Regions from separate parts of the Mus musculus genome. Here region 1 is linked to region 2. The links are chromatin loops, found by intact Hi-C in ENCODE. Cell type or tissue: left cerebral cortex. All regions are shown on one strand.

Evidence for each region. A loop is a pair of places that touch in the nucleus more often than their neighbours do. Peaks named below come from ENCODE experiments on the same cell type or tissue, not always from the same donor. Only the 100,000 strongest peaks of a DNase experiment are listed, where the experiment ranks them.
Region 1: a loop joins it to region 2, with 2.8 times the contacts of the local background. A loop is called at or near these places in 2 of 42 quality-filtered maps.

Annotation. Positions count from the first base shown.
Region 1 is chr15:67,884,995-67,892,994 of GRCm38, forward strand. No RefSeq gene overlaps it. Among named protein-coding and RNA genes, the nearest start is that of Zfat, 370 kb to the right of the region's middle. In left cerebral cortex, no CTCF peak of the experiment used is centred here; DNase peaks (open chromatin) are centred at 3,746 and 4,122; H3K27ac peaks cover 1,018 bases.
Region 2 is chr15:67,170,318-67,178,317 of GRCm38, forward strand. St3gal1 (ST3 beta-galactoside alpha-2,3-sialyltransferase 1) reads right to left here and starts at 6,565. Exons shown (of 9, transcript NM_009177.4): 1 at 6,315-6,565. Gm31400 (a long non-coding RNA gene) reads left to right here. Exons shown (of 2, transcript XR_384162.3): 1 at 1-590; 2 at 1,181-1,564. In left cerebral cortex, CTCF peaks have their summits at 4,434 and 6,689; DNase peaks (open chromatin) are centred at 3,897, 4,470, 5,059, 5,596 and 3 more places; H3K4me3 peaks cover 4,213 bases; H3K27ac peaks cover 3,497 bases.

The sequences.
Region 1 (8,000 bases), 710 kb after region 2:
TGATTAACTGAAACAATGCATGGGAGATGTCCTTGCTAGCTTTAACTGCTACCTTGCCTAAGAAGAGAATCTCAGTTTGGGGATTGTCCAGTTCACATTGGTCTGAGGCTGAGTCCATGAGTATCTTATTTATTAATTAATGTAGGAGGCTCTCCCACAACAAATAGCACCATTCCCTGGTCAGGTGGTCCTGGGCTGTATTATTTTTAAAAATCTAAGCCTGAGTCTGTGAGCAAGCCAACAATTAAAGTTCCTCTGAGGTTTCTGCTTCAAGTTCCTGCTTGAGTCTCCACCCTGACTTCCCTCAATAATGAGCTATAACCAGTAAACTGAAATAAATCCTTTTGTCCCAGTGTTACTTTTGGTCGGGGAAACAAAAGAATCTAGGAGCAAAGGTATATAGCATGCTCTACAAGTCAACAAATGGCAGAAATTTTGAGGACTAGGCTTCCCACTCATGTTAGCTCTTCTACTCAGTCTTTTCCATCCTAGAGAGAAGAGCCAAGCTTCCTTGTTAGTGTTACAAAGTCCTGCCATATACTATAACATATGTCTGAATATATTGCCATGCTGGGTTTATTGTCAAACCTACCCAGAAAATCCTAAGCTCTAAAGTAGTCTAGCATAGAATTATACAAATATTGAAATAACAAGAGTGGAATAAAAGTAGATGCATACTAATGTGAGGACTAATGGGTAGAATTAGCTAATAAAGACAGATCCACTAAGGTTTATATAATATGCTTTTTAGTTTGTCTATAATGCATTCTGGTAGTATAGTTGCTATGTGATTTTCTAGAGATAAAAATAGAACAAATAAATTTTTAAATAAAATAATAAAAAAAATCAATGGCATTTAACACAGGAAAAGGGGGCCTCTCTGTGCTCTAAAACTATGAAGCTACTTTAAGTTAAGCATTCATGAGATTGCTCCTTTCTTAAATTGATTACAGAGTTCTATTAACATATGGTTGGGAAGACTCATGAATCGCTGCCCTGTTCCTGGGGACCACACAGCATGCTAACTAGCTGAAGAGCCTTTTCCTTCCCCTCATCCCTGTTTATTACTTGTTTCCACTCAACAGAGGAGCTGTGGAATAATTGGACCATTCAGAGGAAATACTGGTGGCCATGTATGAGTAGTGTCTGCCCCATCAGCCCCTCCAGATGGTACAGATGTGGGCTTCTTGGGACATGATGTCATGTACTCCTTACTCCAAATAAGCAGGCAGCTCACTGACCAACCAAGCATTGGACCTTGAGTTTTCTGAGAGTTCTCTTGTTCTTTTTAAATCTGACCAAAATGATCTAGAGAATAGCTGTCTATTCTCCCCTCACAAAAACCCCAATACTGTCCCCCAAGGGTGTCTAAATGAAACAAAAGTTCAGGGTCAGCATTTGTGACATGGATTAGACATGGTGTGAGAATAATTGCAATTTCTCTGAGTTTTACTTTGGTTACCTTCCCTGACAATAGCACTTATATTCTACAGAGAAAAATAGTTTTCACCATGATTTATTCTTTACAGAACCACAACTAAGCACATATAGGTGTCATTTATTTAGATTGACAACTGACATGGGAAAAAAAAAGACACAGACTCTGTTCTAGTAGAAAAAGACATATATATTAACAAGGAGGAAGGAGGATCCTGTAGGGCCATAGTTCATACGTTGATGAGGTACAAATACTCTGCTATCCAGGGGGGAATAAAGGATTCACAAAATAATGTGATTTGATTACACAGTTGATTCCTGGGGGAAAGAAGGAAAGACAATGTAGTGAGTGAGAAGGTCATTGATAAAGCTGCTGCTAGACTCAATACCCCAGCATGTTAGGAGTCCATCAGGAATTTAATTGGGCCTGGAGTTCCAGGGATCATGTATGGAGCAGACCAGGCAAGAAATAATATGAAATGTTGAGTTTGATATATAGAGTTACTAAGAAATCATTCCTAATTTCTTTGGGTTCGTCTTCAAGATTACATGTTACACAAATTCTCTTCAATCAAAATCCTAGTCCTAGCCAAACCAATTACAGCTTCGAGAGACCATGATATAGAAGGTCTCCAGCAGGTCTGTGCTGAGATATCCGATATATATATATATATATATATACACACACACATATATATGGTTTTTCAAGGCAGGGTTTCTCTGTATAGCCCTGGCTGTCCTGGAACTCACTTTGCAGTCCAGGCTGGTCTCAAACTCAGAAATCTGCCTGCCTCTGCCTCCCGAGTGCTGGGATTAAAGGCGTGTGCCACCACGCCCAGCTCCTGTGCTGAGATAAGATATTAAGTTCACAAAAATTGTGAGGCAACAAATATGTGTTGGCTTAACTCACTGGGCTTGTTGTCATTTTATATGCATAAACAAATGACCATTTGTTTATGCATATTAAAGCTCAAAAGCATCTGTGCATTTTATAAAGTCAGTTTTCTAACAGGGCAGAGAGCAAATTAGAGGACAATAAGGAAGAGAGATGGGCTAAGAGGCTCTTTTGAGATTACCCACAATGGAGTGAGGAAGTGAGCTAGAGAAGAGTAGAAGAAAATGCACAAGAGACATCAGAGGTAGACTCATAGGGACATTGTTCTAGCAGGATGTGTAGAGCAAGAGGAAGACAGTGTGGAGGGAAAACAGAACGGGATCTCTGCATGGGCCTTACCATGAGGTTAGGGCTTTGTTACCTCAGCAGCCCCTCAAAGCATCACTCTGACTTAATACCAGATCCATTGAGTGGCTAAAAAAGCACAAGGGAATTTTTTAGACCTGTGGAGTAGCCAGTCCTAAAAGTCTCATGTTGAGGTTTTGTCTTTTACTGTCTATTGTGTGACCCCCAAGACCTGCAGTTTGTGTATAGCCTCTGGGTTGCTGCCTCCAAGTTAATTCTGATTGGTGAATAAAGATGACGAAACCCAATAGCTGGGCAGAAGAGACATAGGCGGGATTGACATTTCCTGGGCTTGAGGAAAAGAGGACCACTAGGAGAGGGAGGAGAACCACCATGGGATAAAGGCAGAATGAGCAGGAGGAAAAAGGAGAGCCACCATAGACTAAGGGCCAAGAGAAAGTGGCCCAGAGGGCTGCTCAGTTGGAGTTAAGTGCAGCCCAGATGGAACATAGTCAATAGTAAGTGATGAGTTGGGGTTATCGATCGGAAAGTAGATTCCTACAGCATGGAGGGCAGGCAGCTGCCCAGCTATTGTGCTGTTTAAGGCATATTTAAAACTGTAAGGCTGTGTGTGTCTTTCATCTGGGAACATAAATGGTCTGAGGTAGGAAAGAAGCTCTGTGCCATGATTTATAATATTATCCAGAAAAAAAAAGCACTTTGATACACTTTTTAGTCGTAATAAGATTATCCCTTAGAATGTCCCTGCGTATGGATACCATTACCATTACAAGTGCCATAGAAATCCTATCTCTATGTGGTCATGGAGATCCTCCTTCATGAGACATGACCTCTACAATACCCAAGCCATGCTCACACGGGGAGAGAACACATCATCAACGTGTGGGTGGATGAGGAGCTAGTTTCAGAGTTTTCAATGTCTTCTGGTATGCTTCAGATCACATACATCTAATTTCCTTTAAAAATTCTTAGAGTTTGAAATGGGTATGTTGAAAATTGATGCTTTCATTCACTTTTAATGAGAAATTTTTTCAAGAATTATTTGTGGCTGTCTTATAAGCCTTTCCCCAGCCATCTGGAAGGCAGGCTTCCACTCAGAAGTGCTAACAGGGATATATATGGAGGCTGGATCTTGACAAAATTAGAGATGGGGAGAAGCACATTTTAGCAGCCTTTGTCTTCCCTTCCCTTCCTCCTACCTTTCTCTCATGAGTCCCAGAACTGGGCCTAGGTGTTGTATGACACTAATTTATGCAAATGCCTTTAATAAGATTCTATTCTTCCCATAAACCTGGTCTATCCTGTCAGGGACATTGAGGGCTACACAGGAAGACTAGAGGAGGATCATAGGAGCATTTACTGGTACCTTTAAGAACCCCCTCAGTAATGGAAGCAGTTCAGATGTAATGTTATACATACAAAATGGCAGGTGAAGGTAGAATAATTTGTCCATGGTTCTAGAAACGAAAGGACAGTGATTAGTGACATACATCCTTAAGAACAACTCCGGGGATGAGCAATTTCATTTAGTGCTCATCTCTGGAGCATTTAAAGTATGTGTAAAACACTATCCTTGACAGATAGGAAACCTACAACCATAAACACAAGGCGCACATTTCTGAGGGACACACAGTACTCATACCACAAGTGTGAAGGAGAGCATGGCAGTTCGTGTGTGCTGTAAAGGAGCTTCTACATCTTATTCGGAACAGGAGGCAGAAAGTAGAAATGCCAAAGGCAAGAAGGTATAGGACTGGAGGCCCAGTCCCTGTGAAAAGTTCTCTTACCTTTCATGACCACCCATTGCTCTATCAGAAACATGCATGCTGTTTGTTACTTTCTGTTTGTACATGTGCTTCTTTGTTTCCCTGCTTGCTTCTGCTGATATAGATGTGAGAGAAGAAGAAATGCTGATCAGAAGATGAAATATGGAGCAAAAGCACCATCCCCTATATGCTGCGTATCCTGTGAACTGTAACTGTAACCGCCTCTGAAAGTTGTACAGGAAAGCTAGAAGAGGGTCAGATGAGCATTCACTAGGCACCTGCCACACGCCAGGTTCTGTGCACAGTGCCTTACTATTTCCATGTTTCTTAATACCTGCATGGGATTATTTTCAGTGTATAAATGAGGAAACTAAGGCAGGCTCAGAGAATAAACCACTTGCTTGAGACCCCCAACTACCAGTTAGAACTTTGGTTTGAACCTCCTGCTCTGACTACCTCCAAAGCTACACTTTCCAGAACAGTAGCCAGACCAATATTCTGACCATTTAAAAACTGAACTCCCACTAAGATTTGCTCCCACTAAGATTTGTAAAACAAACACAGATTTCAAAACTAATACAGAAGCAAGACCATAAAATAACTCAGTAACATTTATTCTGTCTATAAGCTGATTTGATAACATTTTTGCATACTGGGTTTAATAAAATGGGTTAGTAAAGTTAATTTTACTGCTGCCTCTCACTTGTTTTTTTTTTTAAACATGGATATTGGAAATAAAATTTTGCAAGTGTGGCTAACATTGTGGCTCACTCCCCTTGGACAGGTGATAACCAAAAATGTGGTGTGATAAGGGAAGTATGCCTCTTCTCTTTCCTCCTTCAAGTGCTCTGCCTTCCTTGGCTCAGACCTGACCCCTGGGTCAAGAAGAAATGTCAGTGTGGAGAGTTGGGATGGTAGGCAGAACCTGACCATGAAAGCCTGAAGAATGGTGCTCTGTGTGGTCCAGAGGCATCAGATTCCACCGCAGCCTCCTCCTCCCTAGAAAACGCTTTAGAGTGGGTATTTACTGATATTTAAGCAAACTGAACACAAAGTGACAACCTGTCCACTCTGAAATACCTTGTTAATTCTTCTCACTTCTCCACTTATAACAAGAAACACCATAAGCAGGGCTGTAATCTAGCTGAAGAAAAACTAAATCAGGTCCCACGTTCATGCACCCTCCTCCTACAGAACCTATTTGTTTGTAATAATAGCAGTAATGAATAGTATAAATGAGACACATAAATGAGGAATGCTAATTATGCTTGTAATATATGTGAATGAAAGGAAAGCCATAGTGTGATCAAATGCTGGGGCCCTGTTAAGGTGATTTTACATGCATGAATTCATAGATCCCTACAGCCTTCCATGAGATCAATACTTTTATCAGCCCCTTGGGAGCAAGGTCGCTGACTTGTAGACAATAGCCTTCTCTATTGTATGAGATGAGATGGAACTGAACACAGGCACTCAGCCCTATGACCTTCACAGAGAAAAAGGCAGGACAGAGGAGGAAAATGAGGTTGAAACTAGCTTTTATGGGGTTTTACTATTTATTCCTAGTCACATATTAGATCTAACATGTGGAGACTGGTCTTCAAATTACCATCAGGAACGATATGCGTTTATCTGCTAGATATGCCATTTGACTGCTACAGACAGTATATAAGAATGAATAATTCATCTAAGGTCATCCAGCTTTGAACTTGATTTCTTTGTCCCTGCAATTGAGGCTGGGGATAAGGCTAGAATGGGGCTGGGGCTGGGGCTGGGGCTGGGGCTGGGGCTGGGGCTGGGGCTGGGGCTGGGGCTGGGGCTGGGGCTGGGGCTGGGGCTGGGGCTGGGGCTGGGGCTGGGGTTGGGTCTAAGACTAGGACTAGGACTGGAGCTGGAAGGTGGACATCTGAGGTAGGAAAGGAGGGATAAAAGAAGAATGTAAAGAAGTACCCCCATGTCGGTGTGTGTATCCTCAGGTACATGGGTTATTTGTTGAAGCCAAGAAAAAACAACTTTTATCGTTTTTTAAAATTCAGATTTATTTGTCCTGTGTTCTGTGTGTGAGGTGGGGGTGGGGGGTTGTTTTTGTTTTTGTTTGTTTGTTTGTTGGTTTTTTTGGGGGGGGTGCTGTGTATATGCATGTGCTCCATGTACATGTCTGGTACTTGGATAGGGCAAAACAGAGCACTGGGACTCCTGGAACTGGAGTTATAGATTACTGTGAATCACCATGTGGATGCTGGGAATTGAATCCTAGCCCTCTCCAAGAGCAACAGTGCTCTTAACCACTGAGCCATCTTTCCAGCCCCACATCTTCTAGATTAAACCACTCCTCCCAACCCTTATCACAAAGCCAAGTACATAGTAGGTTCTTAACTCTGCTTACTGACTATAAGGTATACCTCTACAGAAGCCTGACTTTTTGCATGTGAGCCGCATGAGAGGAAGTGATATTTGTTTGCTCCAGATAATACACAAGTTTCTCTTCCAACCGATGAATATTTTCCCCTTGAGATTCTTTAGAGATTCAAGCCCACCAGCTATTTTAAAACTCAGATTTATTATTGTAGCACACATCCCTAACAGATCTGGAGAGCCCTATCCTCTTTTATTTCCTTCATACATCTTCCCAGCTAATTTACAAAGAAGAAGCATAATTTGAGGTCACTTTCATGTGCTAACCCTGTCAAAAGATAGCCAGATACACATTATAAAGACAATTCATTCAGACCCGGGAGGCCAGCTTCTGAGTCCTTGGTTAGCAGATACAGTGGGGGTGGAAGGGGACCAGGGGCTGGTTAACGGTCTGTTTATGATAGTTGCCCTTCAAAAAGGCCATTTTAAAGGCACCTCCCTCAATTGAGAAAATGACATAAATTAGATGTGACAACATAAAGACAGTGTGATCAGAGAAAAGGGAAAGAGGCGCTTCTGGAATCTGTGGTGTTTACTGATGGGATCTACAACTGGTACTTAGCAAAATGAAGGACAAAAGGCCATTTCTTCAGAAGAAGCTGGCACTGTAGCCCCTAGACTATTAGTTAGAGATTAATAAGAAATGGATTCTCTCTCCCTGTAGCCCTTTGGGGAAATAGTATGATAAGATGTAATTCGAAAATGATTTTGAGGATTTGGCAGTAAGAGGGATCCAGCTAGCTGCGAGAGTAACCTGCAATGTCCATGTAATAAATTAAGATGGACTGAATTAAAAAATGGCCCTTTAGCAGTAACTGACAGAATAATTGATTCTAGGAAAAATCACCAATTGATTTTATCCCACTTACTATCGCTCCTAGCCATTTTTCCAGATCACTGGGGTTTTAAATTTCATCCGAATTTTGTGGATCATAAATTCACGATGTGCTTATTCAGGCTGTCCTTCCAGACATTCATACTGTTGCAGTCTGGTGTCAGCATCCTTAAGGTGCCCAGGCTGCACAACCCACTGAGGCTCACTTAGGTGAGGACAGTCTATGTTTCCCAGTGCCTGGCAGCTAAGATCATCTTTTGAGTAATGTACTGGTCTGAATGTAAAATATCCCTTCACAGACACCTACCTGTATTTTAAACACTTGGTTCCTAGCTGGTAGTACTGA
Region 2 (8,000 bases):
TTTAGTGTGTCAACAGAAAGTTAATAAAGGACCTTGCTACCATTTTATCTTTGGCGCACGTAGGGGCAATTGGGTACAATGGGTTAAACCGGTACTTCTAAGAACTCTGTAGTCCCCCACCGACAGGATCCATTCTCTCTTTTGACTGAAGGTAGGGTAATCTTTGGACTGACATACTGCAGCCTCAGGCTGCGGCAGTATCAGAGTAGATAACAAGTGTGGATTGGACATCACCAGTCTACCCAGGGTGCCCTCTACACCTGACTCCTCCCAATGTCCTCCCCAGGAGGTTACCCTGAAGAATCCCTCCAGCTTCCCTGTCCAGAGCCCCAGCCATATCCCTGGATGCTGGGTGGCTGTATTTCCAGAAGCCCGAGGTTGTGTATAGCAGGTTGGATTAGGGCGGAAGTGCTCCAGTTGGTCCTTCTTCTCCCAGTCCCCATGGTCTCTCTCCAGGGCCTCTGCACATCTGGACTGCCATGCAATCCTGGATCCCAGCCTCTTCCTGTGGCTGTTTTCCAGAGGTAAAGAAGGCACTGCATCATTTCCTGCTGATTTACCCAAGCCCTGCCCCAACCTGTGTAGGAGGGGTAAGTCCTTTATTCAACTTGAATTTTCTGTTTAAACTCAAAATGTTTCAAATACACATATTGGTGCATACACTAAACCCTTGGTAAAAAGTAGAGGCCACTGAAATCCTTCTCAGGAAGGCAAATAAGGCATGCTTACATAAACCTCTGTCTCCTAGGCTCCTCCTAGGAGGCAGAAGCAGGGTGAGCCTTTTACACTGCTGCCTCCTACTTGGGACTTAGAGGGTTGAAGAGGAAAATGGCAGAGCCTCACCAGGATCACAGTAGCTAGTCTCAATCCGTTCTGGGCATCTTAAACTTGATTGAAGTTCTCCTTCTTTGCCCAGTCAGCTTAGAGTGTTTTGGTACCAGGCTTGTTCCCAGTCACAGTGCTTTTGGGGTCACTTCTCAGTCCCTGTTCTGAGAACTTGGTAATTTTTCACTCTCATTCTCCCATAGGGAAGAAGGGGATTTTAACGGTTTTATACAACCCAAAGGAACAAAAAATGCAGGCTCCCCTGGGGGCAGCATGGGGAGCTTTCTGAGAGGTTAATATGCCATTTTACCTTAAAGTCAGCTGCCTATTGACAGTTTTCCTCTGAGCTTTCCAGAACTTTTGGACTCCATTCCACCATTTGGAAGAGACTAGAAGAGACTCGTGCCACAAAACAATCAATTTCTCTGGCAAACAGACTTAATTCAACTGGAACTTGGAGGTCTGAAGCTTCAACGAACCTGTCCTTTCATCTTCTCCATATGTTTACAAGCCAGTGGAGAGGCCCATGCATCCTACCAAGACTTTGCACAGAGGTCCAAAAGCTGAGCTGTTCACACAGTCCCACTGAACGCCAGCACCCTTACCTCACCTCTGCCTGCTGTTTCCTTAACTCCACCCTCCCCGATCTGCTGTTCAAATCTGAATGGGAGGTGTATGTAGAGGGGCAAGTCAAATATTCAAAATAAAGTATTAAGCTGCATCTTCCAAGAGAATCCAATGCAGCCTCCTGGCTTCATACACTCACACTGAGGTCTGGGGTCATACAGTCAGAAGTTTGTAGTGAGGATCTTACCCTAGTGTGTAAACTGGCCAGAGAAAAAGGGCACACTGCAGGAATAGGAGGCCAAAGCATCTAGTTCCTACCACCTCCAGCTGCCTCACCTCTTTGTGCAGAAGCTGACAACAGCCTGGTGTCTCAGTGGCTCTATTTCTCTTGCATACGCAGGGTGTACAACACTTTTGATATCTGCATGACATCACCCAAGAAAACACATCTGTTTTACTGCAGACTGACAGCAGAAACCCTACGTCCCTGAGGCTTAGAATCCCCAGGTTTCCTTCTGTGGACCCTTCAAAGATGAGGGTTCTCTCCATCTTTCAGCACAAGTGGCTTTGGTTCTGATAAATACCACACACGGCATGACTTGCCATCATCCCAGGTACCTCCCCCAGAATACTAAGACCTCCGGGACAGCCAGCTTTTCTACTCCAGTACCTCCAGAATCCTGTGAGGTATCTGGAACCAAACAAAGTTCCCATAAACACTAGCTCAGATGGAATCACTGAAATACAACCCTGACCACCAAAGTAACCAAAGAAGTGGTGAATTCCAGACTTCCCAGTGATGTGCGATGTTGGTTATCCATTAAGCACATCAAGACCTGAGTGAATAAAAATGAGTGGTTTTGGAGATGAAGAGCAGAAAAGTGTTAACATATCATTTTGGTGTTGTTCCCCAGGGCTAATAGTTTTGCATTAAAGCTAAGGAATTGAATAGAATAATGTCTAAGATCACTTTTAGCATGTAGACAAGGAGGTCACACTGGTCTCTTTACATCTACTCACAGAAGCCTCTTAGACACTACTATAAATGCACAGTCAGGAGTCAGACCTCATCTCTCAAACCCAGTATTGAGAACTGCTGGCAAAAACTTGACCTAGTGAAAGACAGGAAGTCACTCTGTCAGTGAGAGGGGAGGAGCCTGGGGTAGCACTCCAGTCTCCCCAAGTGGACTAGTTCTGAGGCAGAATCCGAGCAAACCTAAAGGAGGTGGGTACTGTCTTTACGAAGAGGTTTTGCTGTATGCCAGGTGCCTACCAGCAGAGAGCCACAGCTTCTTATTTTGCAGAGAATGAAACAGAGACCCAGGACCCAGAATAGCTTGGGTGGCACGTTGCAAAGCAATTGAGCCTTGGCACTGAGACTCAAAGACAGGCTCTGATGGGGCTCATGTCTATGTTCTTCTGACCGAATTAGAACAGACATGCTCTCGGGTTCTCAAGCCAGTGATGAGGAATGCAGTTTCCATGTGGGTCATGCAACTGATCCAAAAGGGCCTGAGAGTCTGATTCTAGAATTCACGCTAACCAGGCCACCTCTCCGTGCACAAAGCAGTCACTGGGAAGTAATCACTCTAGAAGTACCCCCTGCCAGTTGTTTCACTTCCCCATTTTCATTAACTTACAATCAGCTGAAGTTCAAAGAATACTACGTAGAAAGTTCTAGAACTTTTAAACTGATAAGTTTTGAAGCAACTTGTATTGCTGATTGTTGTTATAATTGCTCTGTTTCATTGCTAGTTATCATTAACCTTTTAACTTTGCTCAATATAAAATCTGGACTTTGTCATAGCACCCCATATTAGCTAGGATCTCGAGTATTTACTGGGGACCTTGGGAAATACCTCTGGAGAAGAGACCATTGTACAAAGACAAGCTGACTGGTAGACATTACATTTTTTCTGTTTTGTTTGCTTTATGGAGACCGGGAATGGCTTAGGATGAAAGCTAAGGTTCAGCTTCTACAAAGTAAAGCTCTGTCCAAACACAGACCCCTTGAGTCAGCAATTCCAGCCAGGTAAAATTGATAGGGGTAGGTATCAAAGGCACACATCTGGAGGCTCCTTCCTGGAGAGGTCTGCCTGACCCTTGTTTATAGAATAGAGTTCCGACAAGACAGGCTGCTTGGTAGGAGGAGAGAGGGACATTTACTTGTCACAAACTCACACTGAGGATCCGGGACATCCTTTTCTTTTAGGCCCATCCACAAACTACTTCCCCAAGGGGAAGGAAGACTCAAGAACCTGTAACATTAGTGACAGCCAACTGTTCAGAGGCCCCAACCTCAGGAGGAGCATGGGAAGGGTGCTGGTAGCCTGCACCTGAAGAATGAACTCAGAGCCATCTACAAATAGCTCAGAAAAAGTCAGCTCGTGCTCACTGCTCCAGAGCCCAAAAAGAGTGGTGCTCACACTCCCGAAGAAACCCCTGTGGTCACGTCAAGCAACACTTCCTGTTTTCTAGCCCCAGATCTGGTCAAAGCCAGTGTGGGGAAGGCCCCGCTAAGTCCAGGCTGTGGCTTTGCTGGCCAGCATGACCTGAACGAAAAAGGCAGGGAAAGGAAATGTCAGAAAGGACAGGGAAGAAGTCCTCTATCCATCCTTTTATTCTTTAGTTGGCTTCTGTTCACGTACATGTATATACACAAGCATATTTTCGAGCCTGTTTGCCCAGTATATGTCTACACACAGTTATACATAATATCTGTTCTTCAGGACTCTTTGGAGTCCGTAGGAATGGCTCCGCTTTACAGATATGGAAGCTGTGGTTTTCAGAGGCTAAGTCATATGTTCAAAGCGAAGTTCTTCATCTTACACCCAATTTTAGGCACACACAGGAGACACAGATGGAGAATTTTAGTTTTTTTTTTTTCTTTCTTTTAGCCAATCATGAAAGTTCAGAAAATGACTAGGCTTTGGTGTTTGGGACAGGAAGGGGAAGTGCAGAGGCGCAGGGGCCCAACCCAGTGGCTTTGGTCACCCTTTCTCACAGCTTAGTTTAACCGCTCTATCCAAAGCAGCCGACAGGGGGCAATGCATCCCTCTTTTTCAAACCTGGGGGCGCTCTGGGCCATCATCCAAGAAAGAAAACCTAGGGACACCGCCCGCAGTTTCCAGAACTGCACACTCTGGTTTAGCAGGGTGGGTGCTCAGCGCTCTCCTGGAAGTCACTGGATGAATTTTAATTTAGTAGCAATCGTGGAAAGGGACAAGGGGCGTCCGGACTCGGGACGCCTTCTAGAGGCCCTTTTAGTGCGCACAGTGTTAGCATCAACTACAAGTCAGAAGCGGTGGCAGAGATCGTCCCCTGATCCTAGCAGTCTTTCTGCTGGGGAGCGCCCCTCACCTGCAGCAGGAAGGCGTGGGCGCTCCATCTCACCACAAGTCCATGGAAGCGTGGGGACCCGAGACAGTGGTAAACTGGGAGAGGACAGGCTTTACCCATTAAACACAGAGAAAGTCTGGCAAATGCCTGATGTAGCAACTGTGCGAGCTTGTTCCTGTCCTGGGGGGTGGGGGGTGGGGGAGGGTCACTAGTGTCTCCGGGAGTCAATCAGCTTCCGAGATGGCTTGACCATCCCAACTCCCACCCACTCGCACGCTTTTGGGCGCGCACATGTCTCTCATGGAGCGCGCCACCAATTCCTGCTGGAGGAAGAAGCTGGCTAGGACCCTTGTGCAAAAGGCTGGAGAAACTCCAGGTTCCAGCAGATGGATGGAGGTTCGGGCACCTTTTCTGAGACTCCACGGTGAAGCAAGGCGAAGGGCCCCACGCTTTACCTGTACTACGAGGCAGGCACCGGGAGACTTAATCCCCTTCTCGAGTTCAGCCGCGCTGCCTCCCGCAAGGTCACACTCAAACACCCACGCGTAGAAAAACGAGGGCTGAAAGTTGCTTGCGCAAAGGTCCGAATCCCGAGCTAATAGTACTCCAACCAAGTCGCTTTGTCCGGTGTCACCATTGCCCACCCCGTGCACATATCAAAGCAGCAGACCATGCCCTGCGCAGGTCACACTACAGAGATGCAGACTTTGCTAACTTTTGTCCCATTATTTCTTGGCAGCTGCGGCGCCTAACGGGTTTGGAGCAGATTCCAAGTTTAGACTTTCCACCGCCACGCTCACTTTGACCACCCTCATCTACCCACTTTCTGACACACCGCTTTTTGCTGTGCTGTCCTAAGCTCCAACTTCTCCCCGAGATCCGAAACGGGGCGGTATTAGAGGTGTCCCGGGGACCAACAGCCTCCTCCCGGGTCCGCGCCTGCCCACAGCTGATCGGGAGACTCCATCCGGACACTGTCCAGACCTCTGGTCTGGAAAACCAACGCTTTCCAAGCGTCCCCAGTGTCCCAGCCCGAGACCTCCGCTTCTCTAGAGAGTGGGGACAATCTGCGCCTGATGGAGTCTCCTACCCGCGGCCCGGGCGGGGATCCACTGCGGTGCTGGGCGCAATGTCACCACGGCCGCTCCGGGAGCCACTGCTACAACTGCCATAGGCTCTTCACTGAGCTCCGGCAGGCTCCTCCAGTAAGTGCCAAAGAGCCTGGAGCCCCAGAGCTGGAGTCTCCTCCCTGACCCGCAGGTAGAAGACCACCGTGGCGGAGACAGAGATCTCTCTCCTTGTGTCTCCCTCTTGGCGCCTAGGGTCTTTGGTCCCATTTCTACTGTTACACCTTTCTAGTCCCTTTCCCACCCCTTCTGTGCCCGGGTCGGGACGATCACCTCAGTACTCAGAGAACACAAGCAACATTTCTCCAGCCCCAACTCGCGAGGGGGCGCCGTCCCTGGGGCACCGGGACAGGGACCAGCTGGGTGCGTACTTACCAAAGCCAGAGACACTCCGGACTTTGGGGGCACTGAAGAGGTTCAGAGAGGTATCTAAGGAGATGTGTTCAGGATACTTACCCAGCCAGCTCAAACCTCACGCTCCTTCTCTGCCTCCTCCTCTCTCCTCCCTCCGGTTTAGGGCTCTTTGTCTTTGCAAAGTGTCGAAAGTGTCTGGCATAGTGGGCTCCGCCGGCAGAGGTTAGCGCCGGAGAAAAGGGAGGCGGGGTGAGGATGGGAGCCGCCTCTGGAACACCTTCCCCCGGGTGTAACGGGAGTGAGAGGCGGGGCGTCCGGGGAGGAGTCGCTTTCGCCCGCCCGGTCCCAGCCGTGACTCCGGCGCGCCCAGCACGGCTCTTCGGCTCTAGGTTCCTCCCCTTCCTCCGCCCAGCGCCCGCCCCTTGGCGCTCGGGCGCCCCCCTCCGCCCCTCCTGCCGGCCTCAGCTCGGCTTTCCTCTAGCTTGGGGCTTCCTGCAAGCTCAATATAGCTCAGCCAAGCCACGTGGACAGCAGCGGGCTGGGTGGAGGCCGGACCCGTCTGAGAGACGCCGGAGGAGGCAGCGCGGGAACAATATCACTGCCTCAAGAGAGGGATCTGCGGGAACAGCTGGCGAGGCTAGGGAAGAACTCCCGAGAGGCTCGAAGCCCGTGGGGTCAACCCGAGGGACGAGGCGTTGGGCGTGCACCGAGAGGATGTGGCTGGCGGTGCCCAGAAGAGCCCCATTCAGGGTCGCAGTGGAGAGAGAGGGCGATCAGGCAAAGCCACCGCTTTTTCTGAGGGCGTGGGACTCGAGGTGGGATTTAGGTAGGCTTGGGGAGGGGCACCGCGGGGTTAGGGATTGCGGTGTCTGTGCAGCCAGGACTGGGAGCCGCAGAGCAGGTCACTATAAGCATCCACATCCCCGCCCTTCCCGTCTACTCCGCCGAGGGCCTTTCCTTTGCGGATGGATAGACAGCTTCGCAGACCAGCGCTAAGCAAAGGCTGATAGTGGGAATCAGAGTTAGAAAGGTCCCCAAGGCAGCCTGGGGATGGGGATTTGGTTTAGGTTAGGGTAGAAGTTTTTCTGTTTTAATAGGGAAGTGAGGGTACGGAATTTAACGTGTGTGGGTCGTAGATCATAAATGGTGGATTTAAAAGGCATTTCTAAGATCTGGTTTGTCAGTGGGTATCCTCTCACTGGAACTATCTCATCTACAACTTTTCCGTGGAATGTTAAGAGGAAAGACGGTGTGCGCAGGAGTCTCTCCGTTTTCAGTTCTGGAGACTTCTGGGGACAAGCCTTTGCAGTGGGGGAGGCCAGAGCTGCCTGGCTGTTTACTCACTAGAATGAGGCTGTAATGTTGGGGCGAATTTGCGGCACTTCTCCATTACGGTGTGATCTTGGGCTCTTTGGGCCATATCCACTGTTTCCTAGGTTTGTGTTTCCACGTACTCCCTTGCAAAGGGCCCTGGTCCCAGCGTTCGTTTGCTTGGGTTGTTGTACTGAGCAAGTGGATACAGGGCTCTTGAAACTGCCCTTGGCATCTAAGAGCTCACTCAATCCAAGCCAGCTTGTGGAAGGAGGAAGGAGTGGGTTTCAACTCTGCTTCTGGACTGCCTAGATAGGGTTGGTACACTGTGTAAGTTCCGAGGAAGTAGAAGAGAAATTGTTAAAAGGGAAGAAGTGGAGGACAAAGAAACAACAAACTACCAGAAAAGGAAGGAAAAGAACAGAAACCTCTAAGTTATAATTTGTGTGTGCGGGGTAAGGGAGAAGTATTGCCAAG